3 separate regions of the Mus musculus genome follow, and regions 1 and 2 are each linked to region 3. Evidence: chromatin loops called from intact Hi-C (ENCODE). Cell type or tissue: left cerebral cortex. All regions are shown on one strand.

Region 1 (8,000 bases), 550 kb after region 3:
TAAAGTGAACATCAATAAACTATTTTCTCTATTTTAGTTAAAGTAAGAAGATACAGGATGGCAGATTACGAGCAAGAAATACAGGAGAGGTGTAATGTATTCCAAAGGTTAAGAGGTTAGAGATGGTGATCTCAATTTGAAAGTCACTGACGCATAGGTAGTAATTTAAACAACGTACAAGTGGGCGGGAATCTTCAGAGGTCTAAAACAGAAGGTGTTGGGAAGCAGTTGATAATAGAAATTAAAGATAGCTTGTGGTATGGGAGCTGGTATGGGTGGAGGTGTGGGAAGAAGAGAAAGAAGGAAGAAACAAGACTAGTATTTATCAACTATGATAAGCCAGCACTGTTGCACCACCTCTGTGAGCAGTGTTAGCTGCCAGACAGACCTAATTTACAGAAAAAAGGTGAAGACCCAGAGAAGTTACATCATGTATCCTCAGTTACCATAAGAGGTGATAGAGCTTATACCCACATTCCTGCCACTTGGTACCTTTCCCACTACACTGCTCCGCCCTAAGTTAGAAAGTCTCTTGAGATGATCTTTGCAGCCATCAGGGCTCTTTCAGAGCCAGCCAAGCTCCTCTTCTGAGATGCTGTTTCTAATATTTCCTTCCTTCTCTTCCCTCCCCTCCCTCGTGCAGCCTCCTTTCCCTTCCTCCCACCCACCTTCTGTACTGTTTTTCCATTTTTACTTTCAAGTTCCAGCAATATTGCCTTAATAATAATTTCTTTGTCTGAAATGTAGGTCAGTGGTAGAGCACTTGCCTGGCAAATATGTGGTCTGGATTCAATACCCAGCCCTGAAAAAAGTCTTATATCTGAACAATCCTGTGTATGTATATCTAACCCCCTGAAAGAGGATGTAATAGAAATAGAAAAGCAAATCATGGCCTGGCTGCTGCCTTGGGAAGTTAGCTTTTTGAAATGGCTCTCCATCCCTCTTCCTTTTTACCCACTTGTCTCTGCTTCCAACTTTTTCAGCTCTACAAATAGCTGCTGGACTGTCCTTCCTGATCATTCTTTTATGCCTTTATTTGATGCCACTGGGGATTTATTCTCCCTGTATTCTGAAGAAGGAGAATTTAGGGCCTAAGCCCACCCTCTTTGGACATAGAGGTGCACCCATGGTAGGTCTGAGAATATTGAGCTTGGACGAAGGTAAGTGGGTATGGTACTGTGGATGAGAGGAGGGAACCTCAGAAACATCAGCAACCCTGGAGAGGAAAAGGAATCTTGGCATAACAAGAATAAAGACTTGTATATGTTGTATTTGAACTGAGGTCATCTAACTCCTGGTCAGCTTCTCTTTACAGTGCCCAGTGTTTGGCCTCTTTGACAAGAGAGCACAGGGAACCAAGCTCTGCTTTTCAAAGCCCTTTCATTCCCAGGCTCTATGCCTACCACAAAAGAAATGTTGGGAGGAACGACTCTAAGGCATAGGGATTAATGTCCCCTTTCTTCCATAGTTGGCGCCAGAGAATACCATGATGTCCTTTGAGAAGGCTGTTGAATTAGATGTTTCTGGCCTGGAGACAGATATATACTTAAGGTAGGACTAGGGTAGAGTGGAAGAGGGGATTTGTCCAATGTCAGGGGATAGGACCAGTTGGCTCAAGGTGTAAAGAGAATAAGCCTTGAAGAGTTTCCTCCATGTTTGAATAGCATATTTGCACATGCCATATATATTAACCATGTCTCCCTTATAAAATATATTCCTTTACCTCTGTCTTCTTTACCAAAAGCTCACAAACCACATGCAATTCAAGTGGTTTTCCAGTGTAAACCACTAACCCAAACTCAGGACTTACTCATTAACATTCCCTAGATATCTGCTATATTCTAGGCTGCCTTCTGAGTGTTCAGGAGACGCAGTTGAGTGAGATACAGTCATCTGTACCTTCCTGGGGTGAAGGAGATGTGGCATAGTTACAGGTGAGCACAGAACAAGGCCATTTGTGATAACAAGCCTTTCAGAGAAGACTAAATCAAGTGCAAGGGAGCCTCAGTGAAGGAGAAGGATACTTCCTATTCTGTGAAAGAAATCATCTATATGCTCAAAGTTATGTGTGGGTTAACCTTAAAGGAAAATATTCTACTAACCAGAGATGAAGTCATTCCAGACAAAAGCATCAACCTATTTGAAGGTATATTAATGAGCAATAAACAAGTCACAGAGACCCATAAATGTGTAGTGGAAAGTCAGGGTGTCAGAGGCTAGGTGGCTTATTGATTTTTGTTGTTGTTGTTGATTTGTTTCTTTGTATTTGTTTGTTTGCTTAAGCATGTATACATGTGTGCCATGGTGTGTAGTAACCGAGGCCATAGGATGGAGTTGGTTCTTCCTTTCCATCATGTGGACCCCAGAGATCAAAATCAGGTTGTCACATTTGAGAGAATGTGACTTTCCCTTGGAAGGTAACCTCTAAGATGATACCTGTTCTTGAAGACAAAAAGAGTTCCTTATAGATAACAAAAATATGGATTTTGTTTTTCCATCTGTTCATCTAACTTTTGATCTTTTGATTGGAGAATTAAGGCCATTAATATTTAAAGTTATTATTAAAAAGTGTGTGTTGATAACCATCAATTTATTGCCTTTTTGCTATTTGTCTTCTTAGTCCTATTTTATATTTCAGTAATTATAACTTCATTTGTTTACTTTCTGAAGCGTTTGGGCCCCACCTATCTATAGGTAATCAATGGTCACTGAGAGTGGGAGAATCTGTTTTCTCCAGGGACAAGCTTTTTGATAGGTCACCCAACCCTAGGTGGTCCCTAAACACATGCATATATGACCAACACCAAATAGACTTAGTTTGTTTATTTTTATATATGTCAATAATGTTTATAGAAGTAGAGGTCATGAATGAGGGCATACAACAGGAGTTGGAGCAGGGACAGAAAGTAGTGGAAATTATGTAAATATAGTACTCATGTAAGAAATTCTAGAAAATAAATTCAAAGATTAAAATGAAAAAAAAACATTACAGTAGTGTAAAGTATTATTAAAAATAAGTGAACCACTTAGCAAATTAGCAAAAAGCCATGTATAGATATTTTATACTAGAAGATATACAGGTAACAAGTTCATAAGTGCACATCTTTTCAACTTCATTAGATATTAGGAAAATATGAGTAGTACTAGCATTACTCATCTATCTGAATGTCTTAGGAGAGAGCAAGATGGCAAATCTGATTCAAATCCTCTAATGATAATCTTACCATAGACATACCCTTTTGAACAGCTATTCATTTACAAGAGCCAAGAAAGCCAGGGAAGGGACCATACTGCCTGGTTTTAGTAAAATAATAAGGAAGGATTTATTGAAGAAGCAGGAAGAAAAGAATTGCCAATCAGCCTTCCTTCAATTCTCAGAAGCATGGAGAGAGAAGAGGGAGTGATGGGAGGAGAGAATCAAGTACAGGACTTAGACCTCAAATCCAACGTCAGGCCTGTCAGGTGCCTGTAGACCCTGTCCTCAGACCAACACTCATGACTACTGAACTACTAGAATTGTGTTAACTAGCTACCGGATTACCTCTACCACCTCTCTCCCAATGTTGACTAGCAGAGAAGAAAGCAAGATTCTACTTTCTGGGAGCAAAGCACAAAAGCTACCACAGGACTTTGCCTACTTTGGAGAAGACCTGCGTCAGGTAGAAACTAAACACCCATCCTGCTGAGGTCTTAGACAGAGCCTCTAGGTATGCTTGAGCCTCAGTCAGAGAGACCTCAGAATCCGGACAGACTCAAGTTTTGGCCCAGTCCATTATCAGCCTTGGGTTGGGCTTGTTCACTCCCACTCCCAAACACCCAGCCCATGCAGGGCCCTGTGAGATTCAAGTGCATCAGCCTTGGCAGCTTAAAGACTTCCTGTGCTACCTGTTGCCAAGCCTTGGGCAGCACAGGTATTCCTCGGCTAGTCCTCAGAGATGGAGATTTTAGAATTTCCCTAGATCTATATCCCAGTGGGATACATTTGTCTTCTGGCTTGATTCACCAGCAGCTGTAGTGCGAGCCTGGATATACCCCTGAAGCTTTGCAGGTCCTAATGGAAAACTCAGTTATGACTTATTAGCTTTTGAGTACACGTCACTGGTGACAGGGCAGATGTAGAGGGGTCCATCTGCAAGTACGGGGCAGAGAAAGCTGTACTACCAGAGGTGAGCCACCAAGGCTGGATCGTAAGTTGGGATGGAGTACATTAACACTATCCCAACTTGGATAGCAAGACTATGCTGTGGAGAGGATGTGGTAACAAGCATAGGACTTTGCCTTGGAGATTAATACTGGATGTATGAAACCTCACACTGGTCAGAACCCTAACAGTCCCTGTCCTCAGGCCTATCTGTGGAAAGGCCCTCTACAACAGCCCTGGTTTATTGGTTTTTTTTTTTCCTTCCCAGTGCCACCTGTGACTGATTGCAGCAGACTCTGGCTATGAGTTAGCAGTAGGCAGTCAACAACAGTGTAGAATTCAATTCTTGACAGTCTGTCTGCTGTGAGTGTGACAGTGTTGCAGTTTTGGTGGCCCTATATTAGAATGGCATAGAGGCCTGGGGCTGGTCCCTCCATGGTACTTATATCCAGAGAGGGCAGAGTCTTCAGTGTCTAAATACCTCCTGGTGACTGTGGGTGAAATTGTTCAGACTAATATAACTCTCTGCAGAGGTTTAGATACTTCTCTAGTTCACTCCATGAGCAAATTAGCATCTGGGGATTTGAAGTAAGCGTGGGCTTGGACCACCCTCTAGTGCTGAAACAGTGGCAGTGCTCCTGCAGTGACTCCAGCACACATGGCTGCAGAAATTACTATAGACCAACAGAAAACACATAGCCTGCATAGACTTTCTAGAAAAGTAAGCACAAAGCCAGAGTACAAAAACTGAAGCAACTACATCACACACTAATAAGCATCAGGGATGTTCATGGAACTATAACCTCACCTGACAGTTGAAATAAGGTACCAGGAGGTGAACAAATGGTAACTAGTATAGTCTTTGATAGTGAACTTAAGACGTTTTAAAGAAACTTGATGACCTTCAAAAGAAAACAGAATGATTCAGTACTCAGAGAAACTTGACAGCAATGGAAGCATTTTTTAAAAATAAAGCTTAGTTGAGCTGAAATGACACAGTAAGTCATTAAAAATCTAGGAGATAGAAGAGACCAATACAGGAAAGAAGTAATGAACTCAGAAACAGGCTATTTGAAACCATAATTGGAGAGAAAAAAGAATATAAAGCATGAAGAATACTTGAACAGCTTTAGAGTAGAATTAGAAGAGCAAAGATTCAATCTGTTGGGTTTCAAGAGGGATTTAGTAATTCCACGTGGATATGCAACTCGTCAGAAAGTTAGTGATGAAAATGGAAACTTCCAAATCCTCAGGAGGAAACAAATATCCAGGGACAGGAAAGTCAGAGGTCACTAATCACTCAACAAAACCTGCCCCAAAGCATGACGATGTCAAACTTTCAAAAGGCAAAAAGGATATCCTCAAAGTAATAAGTGTTGGTATCAGGACCCCTGACATCACATCTAGGCAACAGCGTGACCCACACACCCTTTGCCAAGGCAACAGCCATCGTATTCCCAGAATCCACTTGACTCACCTCCCATCATTACCTGTGGCTACGTCAATATCTATATTTAAAAGGAAGACCCCTCTGATCTCCCTCTTTCTTTCCCCCTTCCCTTTCTGCTGCCACCTTGCCCTTTTCTCTCTCAATAAACCTCAAGTGGAACTGTTTGGTCTGGTGTGGTCTTTCTGGAGCCACACAACGATCACAACAAGTGTTCCCTGAGTACCTAAGACAGACAGACATATCGTTGTGGACCAGGAGAGGTGCATGTGAGTTCTAGGAGTTAAAGGTTCTCCACGGAACCACTTTGATCACAGCCAATGTGAATGTATTAGTTGCTTTCCTCATCACTGAGACCAATACCTGGCCCAAGTGGCCTGGAGAAGGAAAGATTTGGTTTGGGACTCACTGTTATGGGGGGATTCCATCCATGATGACAGGGAGAACACAGTAGAGCTGGCTACTTTATCCTGAGCCAGAAAGCAGAAAAAATGGAGATACTAGCATTTGTCTTTGTGAAAGTTGGGTTGCCACAACTTGACATAAACCTAGACATAACTTGGAAGATGGGATTTAATTGAGAAATCATTTTCATAGGATTGGCCTGGAGGCCAGTCTGTAGGGCATTTCCTCAACTAATAATTGACTGATGTCGGAGGACCAGCCCAAATAATAAGACAAATATTAATAGGCCTAAAGGTATATATAGACACCAATACCATAATAGTAAGAATTCTAGTTTGCATTACCAACAATGGATGATAATCCAGAGAGAGTCAATAAAGAAATGACAGAGTTAAGTTGTGCTCAACACCAAATGTTCCCAACAGACATCTATAGAACATGATATCAAATAGCTTCAGAACATAGATTCTTCTTAACAACACATTCAACACAACAACATTTAAGATAAATCATAAATCATATGATAAGACATAAAACAAATCTTAACACATTTTTAAAAATAGAAAGCATATTATGTATTTTTTCTAACTACCTTCCTTTCTTCCACAAAATTGCAAAATACAAACTCAGCACACAGAAATCTGTAATACTGAGAGTTTGTATTTGTGAGGTCCTAGGTCCAATTGTGGGGTTCCTAGCACCACACTCAATCAATAGTAGCATTGCTATGGCTAGTAAGTGGTCAGTTATCAAGAGATAGAAATCAAGATAGGTAGAAATCAAGAGGTGGGGGCTGGAATAGGTAAAGTGTTTGTTGTGTAAGCATGAAGACCAAAGCTCTAATTTCCAGCACCCAAATAAAAGCTAGACATGGTATCACACATTTGTATCCCCAATGCTGAGGGAACAGAGATAGGAAGGTTCCCATGTGCTAGCAGGTCTTGCTAGTTGGTGATCTCCAGGTTTTTGTAAGAGACCCTATTTCAATGAGTAAGATGGAAAGAGATAGAGGAAGATACCTGACACCAACCTCTGCCATCCACACATGAATGCATGGGATGACTTACTTGTGCGCACACACACATACACACACTCACACACACACAAAAGAAATGTGACATCAAGATCTGGGCATGGTAATACATACTTAAAATCCCAGCCTTGAAAGGCAGAGGTAGGAGAATCATGAGTTCAAGGTCACCTTGCACTACATAGTAAGACCCTCTCTCAAACAAACAAACAAACAAAATCAAGAAAACATTTTCATTTATACTAGATGCAAAGCAATATAACACTTGGGAATATGTTTGAAAAGATAAAAGATCTCAGTCCCCTAAAACCTATAGAACATTGGTGAAGAAATGGAAAGACACACAAAACATAAACATGTCCTAGATTTGTGAAATGGGAGACTCTGTGCTATTAAAACATCCATAGTACCCAAAGGACTCTATGGATTTGTGTGATCCTTGTCAACAGATCAATGACAGTTTTCACAGACCTAGAAAAAAGAGTTTTAAAATTGTATGAGACTACTAAAAAACCATAAACAACAGTTTGGAGGAAAAAGAACAAACTAGAAGGAATTATACTATGGATCTTCAAAATCTATTACTATGCTATGGTAATAAAAATAGCATGGATAGCCAGGTGTGGTGGCTCATGTTTTATTCCTAGAACTCGGGAGCTGAATGATAAGCCATTCCTGGCTTTGAGGGCCAGAGCTTCTGGGTTCTGTGTTTCAGTGTATTGCTCCATTTTCAAATCCCCTGCTCTTTGAATGACCTGTTACATATTTGTGTGTGGCAGTAATAGAAGTGTTCATATGTGTGGGCACATGTAGAGAGCAGAAGTTGGCATTGGCATACCTTTCTCTCTCATTCTTTGCACCCCTGCCTCACACAGAATCTCTCATTGAACTTGGATCTCATTATCTAGATTAGAATGGATGGCCAGGGAGCCCTCAAGATCTACCTGTCTCTACTTCCTAGTGCTGGAGTTACAAAT
Region 2 (8,000 bases), 250 kb after region 3:
CAAAAACCGTAGCAATTAGTATATAAAGTAGAGTAACTTGGAAATTGAGTTAGTGGAGTCAGACAATAGGATGTGTAAAACTGAAATTTTTGAAAGAGTGGAGTTGTTAGTAATGATAAGATTTGCAGTATCATTCATCCAGGTAGTAAGATTGGGTGGACAGCATCCTGCCAAAAGGTTACTAACAAGACTGCGATGGGCAATCATGTCTCCCTTGCAGATTCTGTACAACAGCGAATCCATTTAAAGCCATGATTTCTCTGTTTAGATGGAATTATACCATTTCATGTTTCTAGTAGAGTTAGAAATGGTCTATAGTCAGTTGATAACTAATTATGAGGGCAAAAACCATAACTTATGTTATCTACGGATTTCAAAGCTTGGTATAAATCTGTCCATGATGAACATGAGCAAATATCTCTTCAGTTGAATTAAGAAGAGAAATAGTAGACAAATGAAAGCAATTTCAAGGTTTAAAGGAGAAAATTAGTTTTCAATGAATGTGATTATTGTAAGAAGAGATGTATGGGGGCTGGAGAGATGGCTCAGCGGTTAAGAGCACTGACTGCTCTTCTGAAGGTCCTGAGTTCAAATCCCAGTAACCACATGGTGGCTCACAACCATCCATAATGAGATCTGACGCCCTCTTCTGGTGTGTCTGAAACAGCTACAGTGTACTTACAATCTTAAAAAAAAAAAAAAAAAAAAAAAAAGAAGAGATGTATATCCCATATACTTAATATCAGAGACTGTTCAAACCATGAAATATATTCTGATTGTCTTGGTCATTATTAATTACTTATATCTTTTTCTTTTAAAAAAGAAAAAATAAAAGACTTATGGGCTGGAGAGATGGCTCAGTGGTTAAGAGCACCAACTGCTCTTCCGAAGATCCTGAGTTCAAATCCCAGCAACCACATGGTGGCTCCCAACCATCCGTAATAAGATCTGACGTCCTCTTCTGGTGCATCTGAAGATAGCTACAGTGTACTTAGATATAGTAATAAATAAATCTTTTTTAAAAAACTTATTTATTTTATGTATATGAATACCCTGTATCTGTCTTCAGACACACCAAAAGAGGGCATCATATCCCGTTACAGATGGTTGTGAGCCACTATGTGTTTGCTGGGGATTGAACTCAGGACCTCTGAAAGAGCAGTCAGTGTTTCTAACCTCTGAGCCATCTCTCTACCACTACTATACTTTAGTATTGGTAACAGCCTCCTAAGTACTATGAAATTATAATTTTATTACTATCTGAAATCTTACAAAGTTTTAATCAAAGTTATTTTATCATTTTCATAAATGTAATATCTTCACCGCCTAATTATAAGATTCTTGTTATCAGAGCCAGGAGTTCATAGCACATTAGAAGCTGCATTTCAAAGGCTCTAGACAAGTAAATGCATTAATTTCCTTTCAGAAGGAACATTACAATAAGCCAAAAAGAACAGTTTCTCTTTTAGTTCAGTTTAATGTACTTTGGTATTCAGAGCTCAGCTGCCTTTGCTGGACTGGGTTAACATTGAGAGGGCCAGAGCAAACTCCTTTTGTATAGAGCTGTTTGTTATTGGTTTTTTTAAATCAAAATACACAGTTTTGTGGTTTTTGTTTTTCTAGCAAACAGAACCATGAAGTCATTAAGCATCTGCATGCTTGTTTTCTGGCTCTATGGGTATCTTAATTTGCATTGTTGAATGCATAGCCATGTGTTTCCATTGCAGTTTTTCATCTCCAGAGCAAGAAATAAGTGGCTTTATTGTCATTCTCTGGAGCCTTGAGATGGTTTTGTTATATACTATTAGTTAGTCATTAATTTATAGTGATGCTTATTATCATAGTCTTATAATTTATACTACATTCATAACATTACCCAAAACATCTAATATGCAAAGACCTTGTTTGTCTAATCAGTGTTAGCTTTTTATCTTACTACATTGTCAATTCACAATTTGAAATTTCTTTGTTTATTTCAGTTCAAAAGTACAGCTTTCATATATATATATAAGAAAGTTTGTGCTTTTCATCTATACTAATTCTCTACTAATAGGGTTTCACTTTAGTATTGGTAACAGCCTCCTAAGTACTATGAAATTATAATTTTATTACTATCTGAAATGATATTTACATGTGAATTTTATTTATAGCAAATCTTATTTTATACTTTTGGTCTTGATTTTAAGGAAAGAACGTTTGGTGTATGTTGGTATCAGTATTGAAAACATCATTCCTCCACAAGTAAGTTTCTAGTTGATAAGTTTTTGGTTTTGTTTTAATTTAAAATCATAATGTGTATGCATGTTTCCCCTTTATGTCTATGTACCTCATGTATACCTATTGCCTACAGAGGTCAGAAGAGGGTGCTATAGATCCCCTGGAGCTGGTTGTGAGCCACTCTGGGAGGTGAGCATGGAACATGAGTCCCCTGAAGAGCAGCCATCCTTAACCACTGAGCGATTTCCAGTCTAAGTTTATATAGCATTTGTGGAAGAGATGTTATGTGCTTTCTTACATTTAATGGAATTGTGTGACTTGTTTTAATATTCAACATTCCTACTTTATTAAGGCTAGACATTTTAAGCATTTGTGGAAAGAACTTTTCAAATTATTATATATAAATAGATAACCCAAAAATGTGATTATTGTATTTAAACTAAATTTATAGCTCTTTGCTTTGGGGTAATATTCTATTGTTTCTATTGTAAATGGGACAATTTGTGGTTAGCTTTATAATGTGTTATTTGCATAAAATAACTAAAGAATAGCTTGGGAATAAATTACTTTTAAAATGGCCCTTACTGAAACTTTAATTTCTATTATAATTTAATTTCTTTGAAGAACTACCATTATTTAACATTTATTAGTCTATAATTAAGGGTACCTCATCAGTGAATGTTCAGTAATTTCAAACTTGATTTTGTTGTGAGTTTTGTTACTGTAGCTGATTTTTGGCAGGGTATATAACCCTGACTGGCCTGGAATTCAGGGATCCACTTGCCTTTACCTCTTGAGTGCTGGTTTTGAAGGCTAGGCTTAGAGCTATAAGCCATCACAGTCAGCAGGTTCCAAGCAAAGTCTTACAATTTTATTCTTTTCACAATTTTTTTTCCATTTTTTATTAGGTATTTAGCTCATTTACATTTCCAATGCTATACCAAAAGTCTCCCATACCCACCCACCCCCACCTACAATTTTTTTTTAAAGATTTTTTTTTTTAAGTATATGTGTACACTGTCATGTCTTCAGATACACCAGAAGAGGGCATCAGATCTCATTACAGATGGTTGTGAGCCACCATGTGGTTGCTAGGAATTGAACTCAGGACCTCAGGAAGAGCAGCCAGTGCTCTTAACCATTGAGCCATCCCTTTCCACAATTGTATCATAGCTTTAAGTAGCTTACCTAGTTGTTCTTCTTCAGTTTAAATCAGATCATCTCGCGAATTGAGCACACACAATGTATTCAGAGTTTTCTGTGTAATTATTGGTTAGCCGATTGAAACTGTAGAAAAACTTCACTCTTGTTATTTTATTTTAATACAATTACAAACTCACAGAAGTATAAGAAAATCAACAGAAATATTTCATTTATTGATCTCCAATTTTTTAATTTGTGTAAGTAGTTTTGCTGTGTATGTTCATTGTGATAGATAATCTTAGAAATTCACATATTTTGTGTATGCTGCCTAGGTAGAATGTGAAAGCTGCTAATTCCAAGAACTGTTTCCTGGTCATACCTGTACACTTTTATCTTTAAAGGAGCCTGAGTTTTCTGAAGAGCAAGAAGAAAAGAAAAAAGATGCAAAAAAATCCAAAGCAAATGCACTTGAAAGGAGATCAACAAGAACAAGGAAATGTATTAGCTACAGGTATGAAGGAAGAGAAAGTTGTTGTAGTAGAAGAGTCTGGTTTTTTCCAGTTAGACAAGACAGAAGTGGATGGTTTTCCCAACTTAGTGATTTTTAAGTATTACATTTATGTCACTTGGTATCCTTGGGTATAGAGTTCCAACACTAAAAGGCCACGCTGTAGCTCAGAAGTAGTAGAACCCTTCCTTAGCTTGAGTCAGGTCATATGTTCAGTCCACACACCAGGCACACACTTGCATGCACTTGTATGCACAAGATTCCAAGCAGAAGTTATTTGTACATTCAGTCCGGCTGAGTTCATCTTAGGTCACCTGAGCCCAAACTAAGATGAATCTTCCATATAAAGCAATCATAGAGATCTTTTTTTTCTTGTTTTTTTATCTTTAAATCCAAAAAATAGTTTTTTGAGCAAAAGCACATTTATCTAGTTGTAAAATTTGATCATTTGTATATGAATTTAACAATACACTTACTTTCAATAGTAATTATATAATAATCTAAAGAATCTAAAACTTTACTGATTCTTTGAAGTTTTTACTTGTTTATTGTCTAGAGTGTGTGCGTGTGTGTGTTAGGGTACCTTCACATATACTGATATTGTATGAATCCTTCTGCTTTCCTGTGTAGAAATACTATCAACTGGATAGCTTTCAAAAAGCATGTGTTGATTTCTCACAGTTCTGGAGACTTTATAAAGTCAAGATGAAAGTACCAACAGATTGGGGAGTCAGATTTCAGAGCCTGTTTCTGCTTATCAGTGGCAACTTCATGCTTTGTGCTCACAGGATAGACGTTCTCGAAGATCTAGTGTCTGGTGTGGGTCTACTTCCATAGATAGATAGATAGCTGTCCTCCTGTTATAATGTCACATGGCAGAAGATGCCAAGAGATTTTTGTTTTCTCTTTTTTAGTCCTGTTTAAGGAGGACATTAATCATAGTCGTGTGTGAACCATACCTTAAGGTTGTCACATGTGAGTTGGAATGGGGACAAAACCAGACTGATGCAGACACTTTGTGTATGTAGTCTATAGAAATCAAACATATACAGCTTAGGGTCTGATCACTGTGCTTATTTTAGATTTGATGAATTTGATGAAGCAATTGATGAAGCTATAGAAGATGATATTAAAGAGGCTGATGGAGGAGGTATGTGTTTATCTGTTATTCTTTTCACATAATTCTACCAGCAGATTATTGTTCTCTCCAAAGCTAACACTGAACAAACTGTCTCATATTTAACATAATCTGTTGATATAGTATTAGTGTATTAAGTCAGAACTTTGTAATTATTAATTTTTATATGATATAATACAAAAGTTAATTTTCTTTATTAATCAAACAATTTCTATCTGATTCTAATTAGAATACTCAGTTAACTTTCCTATTGTCTTTATAACTACAAAGCCTCAAATATATGGATAATTCAAATTTTAATGACTGGTATAACTTAAAGATCAATTTACTCACTTAATTACATTCTCTGTCTTTTTTCCTTCCTTCCTTCCTTCCTTCTTTTCTTTCTTTCCATTTCATTTTGTTTGAGACAGGATCTCTCTCTGTGGTTCTAGTTGTCCTGAACTTGCTGTGTTGGCAAGACTGTCCTTTAACTTACAGAGATCCTCCTGCCTCTACCTCCTGAGTGCTGGGATGCACTACCATGGCTGGCCTTTAATTACCTTTCAAAACAGCATTATAGGAAAATCTGAAGGTTGTTTGTTAAGGCATTATATAGCCAGTTACTAATGCTCTGATGTAGAACCTTCTGCTTTCTACTTGTTCCTGTAAAATAGTAAAAGTGGATGAGTAAGCCTTTTGTTTTGTTTTGTTTTGTTTTGTTTTGTTTTGTTTTGAAGAAACTGACATTAGAGCCTTTCAGAACTGTGTCCTTTATATCTTTATCAACTTTGTTTCTGTCCTTATTCAAGGATATTTTTGAGCAGCTACTAGCAGGTATGAGGTTTTATTTTCAGAGTGAGGAGGTGGTCTCAGATTGGCTAGTGTTGGCAGTTGGACAACTTTGTGGCTAAATCAGAAAACTCTGAGTTACTTTTTTTAAAAGATGAGTCTGGAGAGATGATTAAGCAGTTCGGAGCAACTGCTGCTCTTTCAGAGGACTAGAGCTTGGTTCCTAGCACCATGTACGTATGTATGTACAGCATATGCATGCCTGATACCAGTTCAGCTCCCAGTATCTACTTCATAGCTCCCAACCATACTAACTGCAGTTCTGTGGAGCTGGACTTCCATCTTCTGACACTGAGTATCAGACATGCATGTGCTGTACATACATAAACACGCACACAAATAGAGTATTGAGCCAGGTGTGGCGATACAAATCTCTAATTCAGGAAGCTGAGGCACAAGGAGTTTAGGGCCAACCTACGCTGCACAGAGAGGTTTTTAAACAGACTTCCACCAAATAAAAGACAGTGAGAAAAAAGAGGGGGTGGGGTGAGCATCACTTGGCAAGTCAAATGTAAACTAGGAGTCTCTGCCTTGTAAACTTGTACATAGTAAGAGAGGCACAGTAATCCTTTCTTTAGAGCATTATCAGCTGATGTTGTAAGGAGCCTACATATTTCTAAGATAAATTAAGCAAAGGAATGGCTGCTGCTCTGATGAGTTATGGGGAAGGTTCAATAAACATGTAGTTACCTCTTCCTTTCAGGAGTTGGCCGGGGGAAAGATATCTCCACCATCACAGGTCACCGTGGGAAAGACATTTCTACTATTTTGGATGAAGAAAGAAAGGAAAATAAACGGCCCCAGAGGGCAGCTGCTGCTCGCAGGAAGAAACGCCGGCGACTTAATGATCTTGACAGTGATAGCAACCTAGATGAAGAAGAGAGTGAGGATGAATTCAAGATCAGTGACGGGTGTGTGTCTAGGGGTCAGCATGCAAACTGCTGCGTCCTCGGAGAGCCACACTGCTGTGGCGTGGCTTCCTCTATATGGATTTGCAGGACATTTAAAATAAATTTGAGATCACTGGTTTTGATTCATTTTTAGATTAAAATTAAAGCTATGTTTATACTAGTTTAATATTTAAATTTGTTTAACTGCAATTGAGGTTTCATTTATTGAAAGCTTTCTCTATACAACCTTCTACCAAGTTCCTCAGTAGTTTTTAATTGTATGGTAAATTATAAAGAAGTATCACCTCTCTCTGGCGCTCTCTAGAGGTTGGATAAGGGATAACTAATCCAATATTAGCATTACTTCCATTTATACAGAACAACAGAACAAGTATAAACAGTATTGTGGAGTTTTTCCTTTTGGTTTGTTAATGGATGTAGTATAATAGATAAGTATACAAAATCACAGAAAAGTTCCTCTGCCTTGCCTGCCTTTGTAACAGATAAAATTAGAGTACAGAAGATAGTTGCTCAGGGAAACCACATAAGAAAGAAGTTAGAGTTGGCATGTGTAGAATGGGTATTTTGGGCAGCCTTGTAAGTTTAGAATTAGAGGCAGTGTGAGATAAGAAAGCAACCAAAACAGAGAAGCCACATGTTCAAATGCCAAGGCATATTTAGGAAACTCCCAGAAAAGCAAGAATATGGGGATAAAAAAGAAAAAAAATCACTGAGTGGGTTTTTCTTTTTTTTTTTTTTCTCTTTTGTCATGCATATAATTTTGAACTTTGTCCTGAAAATGGATTTAAAAAAAAATTACCCAAAGGGTTGAGGCACGAGATGAAAGGGAAAAAACCTCAGACTCTGGCTGGGTGAGTGATGCTCAGTACCAGGCTAACTAGCTGAGCAGGTAAACATGTTTGGGTGAGTGATGCTGGGTGAGTGATGCTCAGTACCAGGCTAACTGGGTGAGTGATGCTCAGTACCAGGCTAACTAGCTGAGCAGGTGGACATGTTTGCTCCCGAAGCCTGGCAACCTTTTCTTTAGAAGCCACGTAAGGGTGGGAGGACAGAACCAATTCTGCAAGTTGTCCTCGGAATACGCAGGCACAAGTACTCTATTTCTCCTCATAATAAGAAGTCAACGTTTTGTATTAAAAATATCCGGTGGCTGACAGAGAAGAGTAGTAAGTTAAGAAATAATGAGCCTTTTCAAATGTGTTGGATTTAAGATGTACCCAAAGAGGTCACTGCAATTCATGTGTGACTTACA
Region 3 (8,000 bases):
ATACATACATACATACATACATACATACATACATACACTAACACATATATACACACATACACAAACACACATATACACACATACACACATACACATACACTAACACATATATACACGCATACACAAACACACATATACACACATACACACACACAAACACATATATACACACATACACTAACACACATATACACACACATACACACACAAACACATATATACACACATACACACACACACACACACACACACACACACACACACACACACACACACACTTACTTTCTCTAGTCTTTCCATGACTACAGCCACATGGAGAAACTGAGGGTGGCTGACATGTCTTCTGGACTAATCTCACCCTGAAAGCTCCGAGCTGGACAAATTGAATTGGCCTCAGAGGAACTGGGGTCAAGGGCCTGGCCAGAACATCATGTGAATGTGTTCCAAGGGTAAGATGAGCAAGGGGTACCAGGGCTGCCAGACCCCAAGTAACCTCAGCTGGCCCTGAGCCCAGGTGACTTCAAACCAAGGCAGGGACAGCCTCTCCAGTTTAAAAATGCTATCTATATGCACATCTGTCACTTAATGTCTAGAGGCTTGAGGGGTCCCTGCTTGGCTGCTAGGAATCTCTCCCTCCCCCTTGTTCCCACACTCCCTCTCTCCCTCCTCCCTCTGCCCTCCCCTCTCCTGACGTATCAGGGCTAAGTCAGACTCAGGGCCTTCTAAGGCATGCATGCTACCACGGAACCATTTACCCCATCTCCTGTGCTATTTTCCTTGACAGATTTGCTTCAGTCCTGACTGCTGAGGTCCAGGGTCAGAAGTGTTACCAAGCTGAGGCTGTGGCTTAGCAGCAGAAGGGTTGCCTAGCATGATATAAAGCCCTGAGTTTGACCTCCACTTACACAACACACATCCAAGGCCAGAGGCCCTATATCCATGATCTGTCCTGCTTTTGCCTTCAGTCCCTCCCCACACACAGTGTGCTCTAAGCTCAAGAGAAGCACATGCGCCAAGAGCCTCCTGTGTGTTGGCACTGTGTCCTAATGACACGCTCGGCAGTTGAGATCTGGCTGGGGACTGGGGGAGGGCATGCTGAACACATGAAATCTGGCTGTACTACCACGCTGTCCATATTGTGATGTACATTAGTGAGAAAATAAAATGAGGTGATAAGCTAGAGTCACTAGTGTGATCTGCAGACCAGCAGCATCTGAGGTTTCAGAACACCAGCCACACAGCTTCTCAGGCCCTACCCAGCCTGACTCCAAACAGGTGTTAACGTCACGAAGAAGAGACTGGATGCTCTTAGCTTCTGTGGTATATCCTCCAAGAAAGAGCAAGTGGTACCAACCACCCAGGATGTTCTTAAAGGGACAGCTGGCTCCACACACGACACCTCTTTAGGCCTCGTGCCTGGAAACTGGGCTAAATGGAGAAAATTCTCAAGCTGGAAAAAAAAAAATCTGGATATGGAGACATCAAGAGTCTAAGAACTGTTTATTGAAGAGGTGACAGAGACCCTTCCCTGGAGTCCTTAGTCATACCGAGAGGCCCAGGTTCTTTCTATTTATGCTGGCTGTGATATGAGTTTTTGCTCTTCAGAGAATGTGCTACAAGTGTGACTGTTAACAGGCTCTGTATGAAGACCTGACCAGAGCAGACCCAGGAAGCTGGCAGGTCCTCCTGTCCTGCCCCACTCCCAACTTCCCCCATCCCAACCCACCCCTAGTTCTGGGAAAAGCCAGTCCTTCCTGTTGCTGATGCAATGGGCTTGCAGGCTAATGTCCCAGGCCACACTGTGACTGTGGAGCAGGGCTGCCATGTCCACAAAGTGTTCCTTCATCAGTCTACCAGTCACTCATCAGGACTGTCCTAGAGGTGAAACCTTCGTCCCTGCTGTGAAACTGTGGCGATCTGGCCACATAGACCCTGAAATTTACTGATGAGGCTACTGAGACCCCAGCTTGTATTTCTAGCCACGTTTTGCATCCTCTACTGGGAGAACTTCACCTGCCACATTTATCACTTACTATAAGGCTCTAAAAATTTAAAACCAGACCATACTTGTCTCTTTGCTTGTCTGGGAGCGCTTAGAAAGCAAGGGTCCAGCCAGGTCTTTCCTACTCCCCTGCAATTCAAGAACCTGTTTTCTTCTTTGCTTACCAAAAGAATGAATCTATCTATCTATCCATCCACCTATCTATTTATCTATCTACTTATCTGTCTATCCATCCATCCATCTATCTATCTATCTAAACAGGGTTTTGTGTAGCCCAGACTTGCTTGTGTAATTCCCTATATGCTAAGGCTGGCCTTGAACTCCTGGATCTGGATCTACCTCTCAAATGCTCCAAAACAATAAATGAAGAAAGAAAAGCCAGAAGATCTGGCTTCCTCCTGTGTGCTAAAGGTATCTTTTTGGTCTCCTATTGCTCTTGCTCCACATGCTTTTGCTGGGCTCCCCCAAGTGAAGAACTGGCCAGAGAAAGTTCATTTGGGAAGTCCAGGACACAAAGACCTTACCTGCATCCTTTGCCTTGGTCAGTCCCTTCCTCAGTGAGTTGCCCTTATTTCAGAAAACTGTTGGTCTGCCGCCAAGGGCCAGCCCCCAAGCGAGGACCCTAGCCCGTGTCCAGGGGTGATTGGGAAGCTTTTGTTCGCTCTGGGCAAGTGTTAGGAGGAGTTGTTGGAGATGGAGGCGACCTTGATCAAGATCCATAAACTTGGCTGGGGTGGCACATACCCAGCAGGAAGGTAAGGGCAGGAGGATCTTGAGTTTAAAGCCAGTTTGGGCTACACAACCTATTCTGTCTCAAAAAAAAAAAAAAAAAACAAAAAAACAAAAAAAAAAAAACAAATCAAAGGATCCAGGAGCTCACAAATGAAGCTCAGCCAATAGACAACGTTCTTCCAAACGCTCTCAGGCTTCTGGCCCTTGAGCCACCCCTGGACCTTCTTCCTTTTGAGCTAGGATGTTACAGGGCCAGGCTCCTGTTCTGGCTTCCACATGACTCTGCCCTGCACTGACAGTCTTGCAGTGTGAGGACCCCATTCCTGCCTTCTGAAATATTTCCCATGCTTCTTCAGTCAGTTTTGTATCTCTGCTGTCCACAAATGACCATAAATCTGGCGTCTCAGAGGAACACAGACTTATTTGTTATATTACAGTCTTAGAGGTCCAAGTTCAAGAATGGATCTCACTGGCCTATCAGGGGGGGATGCAGGCCTTTCTGGCTGGAGGAGGGGATGCATTTACAGCTTCTAGAAGCTTCTGTGTTCCTTCATCAGAAGTGCCTTCTCTTCCTGTCACAGCCTTGCTCCCTCCTCCTTGTTGCCTTCTTTCTTTCCCCTGTTCTGACTTTCTTACCTGCTTCCACTGAGCACATCTGGATAGTCCCAGATGCTGTGTCAGTGTCTGCTGATTAGCCATTGTGTTTCCTTCTGCATCCTTAAGTCCCCTTTGGCATGTAGGCCGTCATAGTCCCAGGGGTTAGAGGACAGAATCTTTAAGGTCATTATTATGCCTGCTGTACTCTTGCCTCTTAGAATTCTGATTTCACAGCCTTTCATATTTACTTAATTGAAGCTTTGAGTTGAAGTCCAGCAAATAAGGGAGGGCAGAAGTTGGCTTTGGTGGAACAGGACGAGGAAGGCTGTGTGGGTCATTTTACATTAGCCCTAGGTCACCTCCAGAGAATGAGGAGATGTCACAAAGTCTGTCCAGAGAACCACCTGCTGAGTAAAGTCCAAAACCTTGTTCTGGCCTCACTGGCCGTCCTGACCTCATTTTCTGCTAGCAGTGAACTAACCTGACCTCACCCCGGTGTCAAGTCCTGGCCTAAGTGGAGGGACATGTGCCCACAAACGTGTATGTGCACGTGTGTGTGTGTGTGTGTGTATGTGTGTGTGTGTGTGTGTATGAGGTCTGCTTGTGTGCACATGAGATGTGTTTTTAGACTCATAGTCATCTGCTTGTTCACTGATGGCAGCTGGTAGGAGAAAAATCCTCCCATCTTTCCAAAACCACTCATGGTTGGGACCCCTGGAAGCCCAGAGGCAGAGGCCACCAGGGAAGGACAGACAGACAGCACACTAACAAATGTGCTGTTTCAGTAGAAATGGTTGAACACAAAGGCACAGGCAGATGGAGATAAAAAGTGCTTACCTTAGCTTTGCAGTTTGGAGAAGTTTCCGGAAGGATTAATCACTTGGTGGAATTAGCAATACAGAAGAAGTTGGGGATAATCTTTTTTTTTTTATTAAAGATTTTATATATGTGAATATACTGTCTTCAGACACACCAGGAGAGGGCATTAGATCTCATTACAGATGGGTTTTGAGCCACCATGTGGTTGCTGGGATTTGAACTCAAGACCTCTGGAAGAGCAGTCAGTGCTCTTAACCGCTGAGCCATCTCTCCAGGCCGGGAATAATCTTAAATTCAGAATGTTAAGGAAGAATCAGCTGCTTCCTTTCTTCCTCTCTCCTTTTCTCTTTTCCTTCCCTCCATATAATGTACGTATCCACACATACATAGGCACAGACACAATACTATACTACATATTCTCTCTCTCCCCCTCTCTCTTTATCTATCTATCTATCATCTATCTACACACACAGACACACACAGACACACACAGACACACACAGACACACACACACATATATATATACCATACCATGAGCTATATACATGGCATAGTATGGCATAGTACAAAAGATCTATTATAATTTTTCTGATTTCTTCTAGCTTTACATTATCTCCGAGTATATAAATATTCAGTAAATGAAAACTTACATATGGCCAGGCCTACTGTTTAAACTAATCTGGACCAAACGCCTGTGTCCCGGGAGGACACTGCAAGGAGAGAGCCGGCCGCTCTGATTTCTGCCAGCAGAGGGCGCTGCCGGACAGCTCTGTGGGGCTCCGCGGAGACTATGCCTCCAAGACACACCACCCGTAAGACAAGAGGCAGTAGGAAGGAAAACGGCTAAAATCCATCTCCTGACCTCAGAGGGAAAACTGAACTCCCTGAGAGAATTTTTCAAAGCTCTCCTGGCTTGCCCTATGTAACCAGGGAGTAGAAGCTGTCCCCTCACCTAACACCAGGAGAACCTTTAAGGAAACCACCTTCCCATATTCTGTGGGGTCTGGAATCTGGCTGACATCTGAAAAGCTGGCCTCATTCTGGGAACTGTGCCTCTCCAACTGGTGACCACCTTTTGGCATTTAAAGCTGAAATGCCACCCCTTCCAGGGATCCCCTCTCCTGACACCCCGAAGTTGTCCCTCCACTGTGGTTCTACACTAAGTATTTTGAGATGCTGTCCCAATATAAATTCGCAGTTGATTCTGAGATTGTTAAAGACAAGGATGGTGGGTTTTGGCATGTTTAATCTTTTTCATAGGAACACACGCACACGCGCACGCGCGCGCGCGCACACACACACACACACACACACACACCACTAAATGAATAAATTTTTAAAAAATCAGAATCATTTATAATCCAATTCTTCTTTTTAGTACTATAAAAGGACCAAGAGTTTCTCCCTTGCCTGCTCAGCCAATCCTACTTCCATTGACAATGCTAAGAAAGCGATCTGATTCCTCTTTGTGCACTCATGCACACACACACACACACACACACACACACACACACAAACACACACACAAACACACACACTCACTCACACACTTCCGTAATTTATTCCGTGTGTCTTCATCTCAGTTTCCATTTTCACTTAATCTTGAACATCTTTTGTATAAGTGTGCATGCTAAGTTGTAATTTGGTGACAGTATGCATGTGTGTATATAAACGTGTGTGTGTGTGTGTGTGTGTGTGTGTGTGTGTGTGTGTGTGTTGGCTGCATCTAAATATCATACATACAGTGATCCCTGAGGAGAAGTTGGGCCTAAGCTGGGCCTCGGGGCCCATGCCTACAACCACAGCACTGATGAGGCAGAGCAGGGGACAGGAACTTTCAGGGACCTTGGGCTACATGGAGAACTCCCTTCCTCAGTAAAGCAAACTAACTCTCTTCTGGGTGGATTAAGCAATAATCTCCCATCCTTCCCTCTCACAAGTCTTGGTTATCAATAATCTACTCCGTGTTTCTGTCGACACCTCAATTCCATTTAATGCATGAATATTATTCATAATAGGAGACATCATTGGTTTAGCCATTCTCTGATAATAGATATTATATTAAGGACACATGTACAAAGGTATGTGGGTGTACATGTGAACACACACATGCACACACACACACACACACACACACACACACACACACACACACACCCTTGGGTAAAACAAACAGTGCTATAACACTGTTGCCCACATGGGACTCCCGGGGATGGTTTGATAGAAGAAAGTCTTAGAAATGGGCAGCAGAGCCAAGTGAGCAACCCTATCCTTAACATGAAGATGCCTGACCCCATCTCAGATCCTCTGGTTTAACAGGGATGTCTGGGAGTGGAGGCGTTTATCCTACACCGTGGGAAGCATGGTTATGCTGGCCTGCCATACTGCTGGGCTCCCTGCTTGGAATCCTGAGCCTGCCCATATGGAGAAAGTCTGCTCCCCACGGCCATTGTGTATCTGATGAGTCATCCACCCAGTGTGACAGGGCGTGGGGTGGCAAAGCCTTGCAGGCAAGCTTCATGGAATGTGTGTTTCCAAATCCTAGGAGCCCAGGCTGCTTACATGGCTGACCATGGGCTAGCGCCCAGTTCTGTGATCTGTTAGCACTTCCTTGGAAGAGGCCAGCTCACCTTCCTCCAAATTCGGTCCTAGCACAGAGATGGGCCTGGTCTGGCTGATCTCTCTGAAGAAACAAAGATTCACAGAGAGGTGGTAGGTGGAGGACAAGGATCACCAGAAAGGAAAAGAGAGAGAAAGAAGGGTTGGCTCAAGGGAGAAAACGTTGAAAGGAGAAGGAAGCAGAGAAGCGAGAAAGAAAAGGCAGGTGTACAGAGAAAAGTGCCAGACAAAGACGTGAGTTAAAGCAGTAGAGGGGAAGCCAGCCCTGGTGACACACACACTTTTGCTGCAACGTTTGTGAGGCAGGGGCAGGTGGATCTCAGTGACTTCATGCCAGCCTGATCTACATATAGAGCTCCAGGCCAGCCAGTGAGACCGTGCTGTCCCCCTACGCAAAAACAAACAGACGAACAAACCACTGAAACAAAAATAGCGGAAGAAGGAAGAGAACACAGGAAAGAAAGAAAGGGACAGAAAGAAAGAGGAGACTGGAGGAGCGGAGAGCAGGGCTGGACTCCAGAAGAAAGCTCCTATATCCGATCCATCAAGACACAAAAGACAGCTTGGGGGAAGCCCTGGCTTGGCTGTAGGTCTGACTGTCAGGCAACCTGGCTTACTGTAGCATGTCCTGCCAAAGACAAGTTTATAGGAGCCAGCTTTCCTGAGTACTGAACTCAGCCCAGTGGTCAGGGTTGAATCAACCCCTTTGTCCACTGAACTAACGTGCTGCCACAGATAAACTTATATTAAAACAATTGTCACACACCTGTGCGGTACCATGGTCTGGAGAGAAGGCTCAGTTGGTTAAGAGCACTGACTGCTCTTCCAGTGGTCCCGAGTTCAAATCCCAGCAACCACATGGTGGCTCACAACCATCTGTAATGGGATCTGATGCCCTCTTTTGATGTGTCTGAAGACAGCTGCAGTATACCCACATACATGAAATAAATAAATCTTAAAAAAAAAAAAAAACAGAACAGAACTGTGTGGTACCAGACTCTGAACATGAGACTGAACATGAGACTCTGAACTCAGAAACGGGATGCCCACACTCGGGGTACCCACAGGGTGGCATCCTAGCCCTAGTAACTTCACAACAGGATAAGGTCCTTGGAAAAGTGCATACTCTTTGCTTAGCCATAAAGAATGCTCCCTGCAAGGGTGTTACAGAGAAAGGGAAGGAGAAAGAAGGAAGAAATGAAATGTAGCCTCATATATTTAAGACAAATA

Evidence for each region. A loop is a pair of places that touch in the nucleus more often than their neighbours do. Peaks named below come from ENCODE experiments on the same cell type or tissue, not always from the same donor. Only the 100,000 strongest peaks of a DNase experiment are listed, where the experiment ranks them.
Region 1: a loop joins it to region 3, with 5 times the contacts of the local background. A loop is called at or near these places in 6 of 42 quality-filtered maps.
Region 2: it touches region 3 in a loop (4-fold over the local background); 28 of 42 quality-filtered maps call a loop at or near these places.

The regions. Positions count from the first base shown.
Region 1 is chr7:97,972,913-97,980,912 of GRCm38, forward strand. It overlaps Gdpd4 (glycerophosphodiester phosphodiesterase domain containing 4), which reads left to right. Exons shown (of 18, transcript NM_177696.3): 8 at 38-115; 9 at 984-1,129; 10 at 1,469-1,551. Among named protein-coding and RNA genes, the nearest start is that of Gdpd4, 57 kb to the left of the region's middle. In left cerebral cortex, a CTCF peak has its summit at 4,765 (motif pointing left); DNase peaks (open chromatin) are centred at 707 and 4,746; H3K27ac peaks cover 916 bases.
Region 2 is chr7:97,672,395-97,680,394 of GRCm38, forward strand. Rsf1 (remodeling and spacing factor 1) reads left to right here. Exons shown (of 16, transcript NM_001081267.2): 10 at 2,187-2,241; 11 at 3,762-3,871; 12 at 4,951-5,018; 13 at 6,541-6,748. Rsf1os2 (remodeling and spacing factor 1, opposite strand 2) reads right to left here. Exons shown (of 3, transcript NR_154552.1): 2 at 6,528-6,704. Among named protein-coding and RNA genes, the nearest start is that of Rsf1os2, 20 kb to the right of the region's middle. In left cerebral cortex, CTCF peaks have their summits at 660 (motif pointing left), 2,378 (motif pointing right), 3,283 (motif pointing right) and 7,060; DNase peaks (open chromatin) are centred at 7,082 and 7,282.
Region 3 is chr7:97,420,131-97,428,130 of GRCm38, forward strand. It overlaps Gm32945 (a long non-coding RNA gene), which reads left to right. Exons shown (of 3, transcript XR_378347.2): 3 at 1-14. Among named protein-coding and RNA genes, the nearest start is that of Gm32945, 5.5 kb to the left of the region's middle. In left cerebral cortex, CTCF peaks have their summits at 4,896 (motif pointing right) and 7,846 (motif pointing right); DNase peaks (open chromatin) are centred at 1,105, 1,310, 4,907, 6,606 and 1 more place; H3K27ac peaks cover 343 bases.